2 separate regions of the Homo sapiens genome follow, and region 1 is linked to region 2. Evidence: chromatin contacts called from ENCODE Hi-C or POLR2A ChIA-PET data. All regions are on one chromosome and are shown on one strand. Each heading gives the region's core, a stretch centred on a gene start or an enhancer-like site at or near the end of the contact. The rest is flanking DNA. Distances are from core to core; before and after follow the strand shown. Region 1 overlaps HDAC4 (histone deacetylase 4). Region 2 overlaps HDAC4 (histone deacetylase 4).

The links. Hi-C counts contacts between places; a loop is a spot of excess contacts on that map. ChIA-PET counts read pairs that join two places held with the same protein, here RNA polymerase II (POLR2A). Pooled maps may share reads with other maps.
Region 1: a pooled map shows a loop between it and region 2 (3-fold over the local background). The contact joins two enhancer-like sites. A Hi-C loop is called at or near these places in 8 of 168 maps with a recorded cell type or tissue (ascending aorta, dorsolateral prefrontal cortex, heart right ventricle and 5 more), 1 of 37 single-sample maps with no recorded cell type and 13 of 50 pooled maps. POLR2A ChIA-PET finds 5 or more read pairs at or near these places in 2 of 52 experiments (AG04450 and naive thymus-derived CD8-positive, alpha-beta T cell).

Annotation. Positions count from the first base shown.
Region 1 is chr2:239,321,398-239,324,097 of GRCh38, forward strand. The region is part of intron 2 of HDAC4 (histone deacetylase 4); the gene reads right to left. Among named protein-coding and RNA genes, the nearest start is that of MIR4269, 17 kb to the left of the region's middle. Within about 2 kb of position 1,259, at least 9 of the 41 ENCODE cell types and tissues checked have a DNase peak (open chromatin) inside an H3K27ac peak, as active enhancers do.
Region 2 is chr2:239,215,722-239,218,421 of GRCh38, forward strand. All of the region lies in intron 3 of HDAC4 (histone deacetylase 4), which reads right to left. Among named protein-coding and RNA genes, the nearest start is that of HDAC4-AS2, 23 kb to the left of the region's middle. RefSeq lists an enhancer at 1-84. Within about 2 kb of position 1,378, at least 4 of the 41 ENCODE cell types and tissues checked have a DNase peak (open chromatin) inside an H3K27ac peak, as active enhancers do.

The DNA of each region.
Region 1 (2,700 bases), core at 9-2,508, 110 kb after region 2:
GAGCTTGCAGCGAGCCGAGATAGCGCCACTGCACTCCAGCCTGGGTGAAAGAGCAAGACTCCGTCTCAAAAAAAAAAAAAAAAAAAAAAAAAAAGGTTAGCTTACATTTTTCTGTGTTTTGAGCCAATCTTAAATAAGGTGAACGTGTGTAAATGTTGGAAAAATATTACATTATCCCTGAAGGAGTAGCAGCTTTCAACAATTACCTAACTGGGTCCTTTGTGGGGTTCTCAGAAGTTCTTCCTTTTAGTGACAACCAACTCATGCTGCTTCCTGTCAGAGTACAGGATGCTTTTCTTCTAAGGTCTGACATTTTATAGTTACTTGCTCTGGCCCAGTCAAAGCCCTCCAAAGCCCTGCCATAGAGCACAGAACATCACAGCTCCCGCCCACACCAGGACTTCCCCTAGACACTGGCTTCATCATTCTCAGGGCAGCATCTATCCCTGATGGCACATCCGGTTGTTAAGGGGGAGGGTCTTCACTGCGAGTCGTCCAGGTTCTTGACATGTTGAACAAAGAATTGGACAAAACACACAAACAAAGCAATGAAAGAATGAAGCAACGAAAGCACAGATTTGTTTAAGCGGAAGTACACTCCACAGAGCAGGAGCAAGCTCCAGAGCAAGCTGCTCAAGACTCCCACTTGCAAAATCTTCTGGGGGTTAAGTACCCTTTAGAGGTTTCCTACTGGTTACACCCTATGTAAATGAAGACTTGGCTCATGACCAATCAGAGGCCAAAGTGAAGTTACACCCTATGCGAATGAAGACTTGGCCTGCAACCAATCAGGGGCTGAAGTGAAAGCTCAGCCTGCAACCAATCGGATGCTGAAGTGAAGGCCCCCTGTCTCCAGATCCTATTCTACTGCCTTGCAATGACAAGTTTAGGGGAGTAAAGCCTTACACTTCAGAGCGCAAGCTCACTGGTTAAGAGTCAGTTGCTTGGCACAGCCCCTTGGGCCAGTGACTTCCTTTCTCAATGCCTCTGTTTTCTCATCTGTAAAATACAGATGATGTAAGGTTAGTAGGACCCATCCGTAGGCTGTTGTGGGGATCACAGCTGTAAATATGTAGAAAACACTTAGCAAAGTGCCTGTGCAGGGCAGACTCCATCACTGCCAGCCATATTTACCATTATGTAGTTGTTTATTTACCCATCTACTGTTTGACTTTCCCACTGGCACTGGGTGTGGCAATGGGTGGGGGCTTTTCCTGTGTGGTTCACCAGTAGACCCCAGTGCTTACAGCAGCCTGGCATGTAGCAGATGCTCACAAGAGGTGTCTTGACTGGCTGAGTGCTGGTGTGTGGACGGGAACCAGCCTAAGGAAAGCACTCTTGAGACTCTTCATCCTGCCCGGGTGTGGGTAGCCTGGGTCTGTCACTCGGCCCCACACCCGGGGCCCCACTCCTGGCTTCGATAAGCGACGTCACCAATGTCTGCCCCAGCACCTGGACAGACTCTTGTGGCCCTTCCTTCTCGGGAAGCCCAGAAAGAACTGCAGTGACTGAGACAAACCCAGCGCTGCTGCGGGGTGTGTGGAGGCATCTTGCCATAGTGGGTGGGGTGCACGTGCCACAAACGGCTCACTCTTGATGATGAGGGTGACTCACGCATCCCCTTGTCCCCACAGTTCTGTTTCTTGGACTTTATCCTAACAAAACAATCATGATAAGAACAACCAGCCCCAAACATAAAGACACATGTGCAACAATGCTCGCTGAGGTGTTATTTACTATACAAAAAATTTAAGTCCCATTAACAGAGGATTTTTAAATACTGAAATATTACGGAGCTACAAAAAAATCCCATTGCTGTTCTATCGTGTATGTAATAGGTACAGGTATGGACATGGGGAGACAAAGAGGGAAAGAGAGAAAAAGAGAGAGAGCTCCTGCTTGAGAATCTACAAAATGTCACCTGTGACTTTCTCTGAACTGTGTGCCTCCCAGCTAAATGTGGTCTGGCAGGGTAAAGAGAGCATTTTCCTTTCTTTCATCTTTCAGCATTGTTGGATGTTAAGTAAAGAAAAGACTACATCTTAACTTTTGAAACTGGGGAAGGGGAGTATTTTCCCATTTATTTAATAAACTGCTTTCATCCAACAAAATCAAAGCAATAAATGGGGCAGATCCTCGGAGAGCCTGTGTGTGGAAGGCACTGTGCAGTGCTAGGTGAGAGAGGAGGCGTCTGGGAGCTCAGGCCACGCCCTCCAAGAACCCGCGGCCAACGACTTAGGTGTGTGCGCCTGGAAAGTGCTTCTTCACGTGTGGACATGGGAGAGGTAATGCTGAATTCATGTCTCCGCCCAATCTGGATTTAAGGAGGAAGATGCCGGTGAGAGCTCAAAAAGCATCCCCTGTCACGGGGCCCCGGGGCAGCCAATCACACACACCTGGGGGCCTGCACAGGGAAAAAACGCTGCCACTCAAGCAGGCAGAAGCGCCACAAAAACATTCATTTTTATTTTTTCTAAAAAAAGACAAGAACATCCATTGCTGTTGAAATATTTAACTTAAAAAAGAAACAGTGCAAATTTCAGAATGAAATATATCCTCTATTGCTTCCCCTAGAATCCAGGCCACAGAAAGTGCATCTGAACGGGACCACATGCGCTACGGTATGCACTGATGAAACACTGACAAAGGCTGGTGTAACTTTTAAAATGCGAAGGATTAGCACAATTGAAGGTGTGAAAC
Region 2 (2,700 bases), core at 128-2,627:
TCAAAACAAGAAAGTGTGGACTGGCAAAGCTGTCTGCACCAGCGCCTCTGCACCGGGCTCCCTGGAGGACGCGGTCATCAGTTCCGCGCAGGCACTGGGGGTCTGCGAATCTTGGTTCATAAAAAATCACCCTGAATAAATAATGAACGGTGCAACCTCTCTGGAAGGCAATTTGATAATGTGTGTTAAAGTCCCCAAGTAAATATTTATGCCATTGGCTGGACTCATAAAAGTTATGATATATTCATAGAATGCACCCAAATTTATTTTAAAATAATAGGTACTTTTAACACATTAAACCCTAATTTGTTTAAAAAATCAAACATATATACTCTTCAGCATATATATGTACATGTGCTTACATTGTATATAGCTTTTACATTTTAATTAGGGCCATATTATGCATGCTTTTCCCCTAGTAATCACTGTGAGCACTTTCCACATCAATGAATATAAAAACGCACGTGTTTATATATATACACACACACACATAGATATTCACACATACTCACATATGTACATGTATATGTAGTATTTATGCGGAAGATTCCATTCAAGAACAAAAATGAAATGTTCTCACACATCTTCCCAGAGAAAAAAAAAAATAAAAGAAAAAGTCTCCAAAAAACCTTGGCACTAAGAGCTGATGTTCTCATGTTCTGACCTTAAAGACAACTGGCGATGAGGAGGAAGACGATGAGGAGGGCGCCCTACCAGCCCTGATCTTGCCCTCTCAGGACACCTGGGGACACAGGTGCTCACTGTCCACACCTGCTGCGCTGCAGACCACTAACAACCAAAACCTTCTGAAGAAGAGAAGGCTTTGTTTAACTGAGTTTTTAATTTTATGTGATGCTGAATATTTATGGTATGAACATCTGAGCCTTTGCTCTTGAACTGAATGTCCTTCCAGGAACACAGCCTCCTTCTCTGGGTGAAGCTCCACCTGCCAGACCCTCCGCCTTCACTCTGCCCTGCTGCACTCCTTCCTCCTGTGGGCTACTTGGGCCCCTGGGAACAGGACTGACCGGGAAGGGTGTGTGTCCTGCCCCTTCCCTGTGCCGGGATGGGAGTCTGGTGAGAAGGGGGTGCACAGGGGTTCCACCCGCCATACTCGGCATCTTTCTAGGCAAGTCAGAATGTGCACAGGAAGGAAGCTCTGACTAAGCTACCTCGAACTATTCTCAACAATTTCTAAATGACACAGTCCCTGGTTTGTCAGAAGAGAAGTAAGTAGCAAAAGACAGGTGACTGCATTCACGCCACTTTCCCTTCCCCCAGTGTAACCCCAAACCCCGAGCCCCCTTACAGCTCTCCTATAGAAAGGGAGCCTCCTTGGCAGACATTCTCACACCCTGGGCCATGGCAGGCTGCGGGCACTGGGCCTAAGGGTGGGCTCAGGAGGACACACCTCCGCAGGGCTCCAAAGGGGACCCGCTGGTGGCAGAGCCTGAACACAGCACAGGCGGTAGCAGGGTCTCCAGGAGCCGGCAGCATCGCTCCCGGAAGCTCTCCAAAAGCAAGAGGCCCGTCGACTCCCCTTCATGGTGGATAATCAAGCGACCAGATCTTCAAACCCAACTTTCCAAAACCTAGTGGTTAACCTAAAATTCCTCGCATTTTAAATGGAAATGGTAATGAAACTGAAATTTGGGGGAAGAAACTTAATGTATCTGTTTTCTCATTTTTCTCAGTGATAGAATCAGTAACCATTTTAAGGCTAATAACTTGATAAATGTCAGTCTAAATATATTATTTATATGTTATAAAGAGAATCACCAAAACTCAAAATAACACTGCAAGTAACAAAATCAGAAGGTTGGAGAAAAGAGACGGCAGAAAGTGTCTGTGCCGACGGGCTACTCTCTCACATCGTCTGAAGGTGCTGGAACAGGAAAGCACAGTTTAGGGAAAGCGTATGAGCTCATAAGAGTTCACACAATAAGAACTAAAAAGAGAGCACGGCCTTCCAAATCACCAGAAGGAAAAGAAACCACACACACCAGACCAAATAAAAGGTAAGAAAGCCCATATCCAAGAAGTCAAATAGGAAACAAAACAAGAAGCATTCACAACAGAAAACAGGGTCGGGCACAACAGCTCACGCCTGTAATCACGGTGCTTTGGGAGGCTAAGGCGGGAGGGGGATCGTTTGAGGCCAGAAGTTTGAGACCAACCTGGCCAACATCATAAGACCCCATCTTTCCAAAAAATTAAAAAGTCAGCCAGCAGTGGTGACACGTGCCTGTGGTTCCAGCTACTCGGAAGGCTGAGGCAGGAGCACTGCTTGAGCCTGGGAGGTAGAGGCTGCAGTGAGCCATGATCATGCCACTGTACTCCAGCCTGGGCGACAGAGTGAGGCCCCAGCTCAAAAAACAAAAACAGATAAACAGAATATAAAATTGGATGAAAATTTTAGGAGAAATATGTCCATTTTATCAACATTCATAAATAACACAGAGTCACATGAAAATTACCAGATTGGATAAAAAACAGGACTGAACAATCATTATATTAAAAACAAATCCATACTGGTACCAAAACAGAGATATAGATCAATGGAACAGAACAGAGCCCTCAGAAATAACACCGCATATCTACAACTATCTGATCTTTGACAAACCTGAGAAAAACAAGCAATGGGGAAAGGATTCCCTATTTAATAAATGGTGCTGGGAAAACTGGCTAGCCATATGTAGA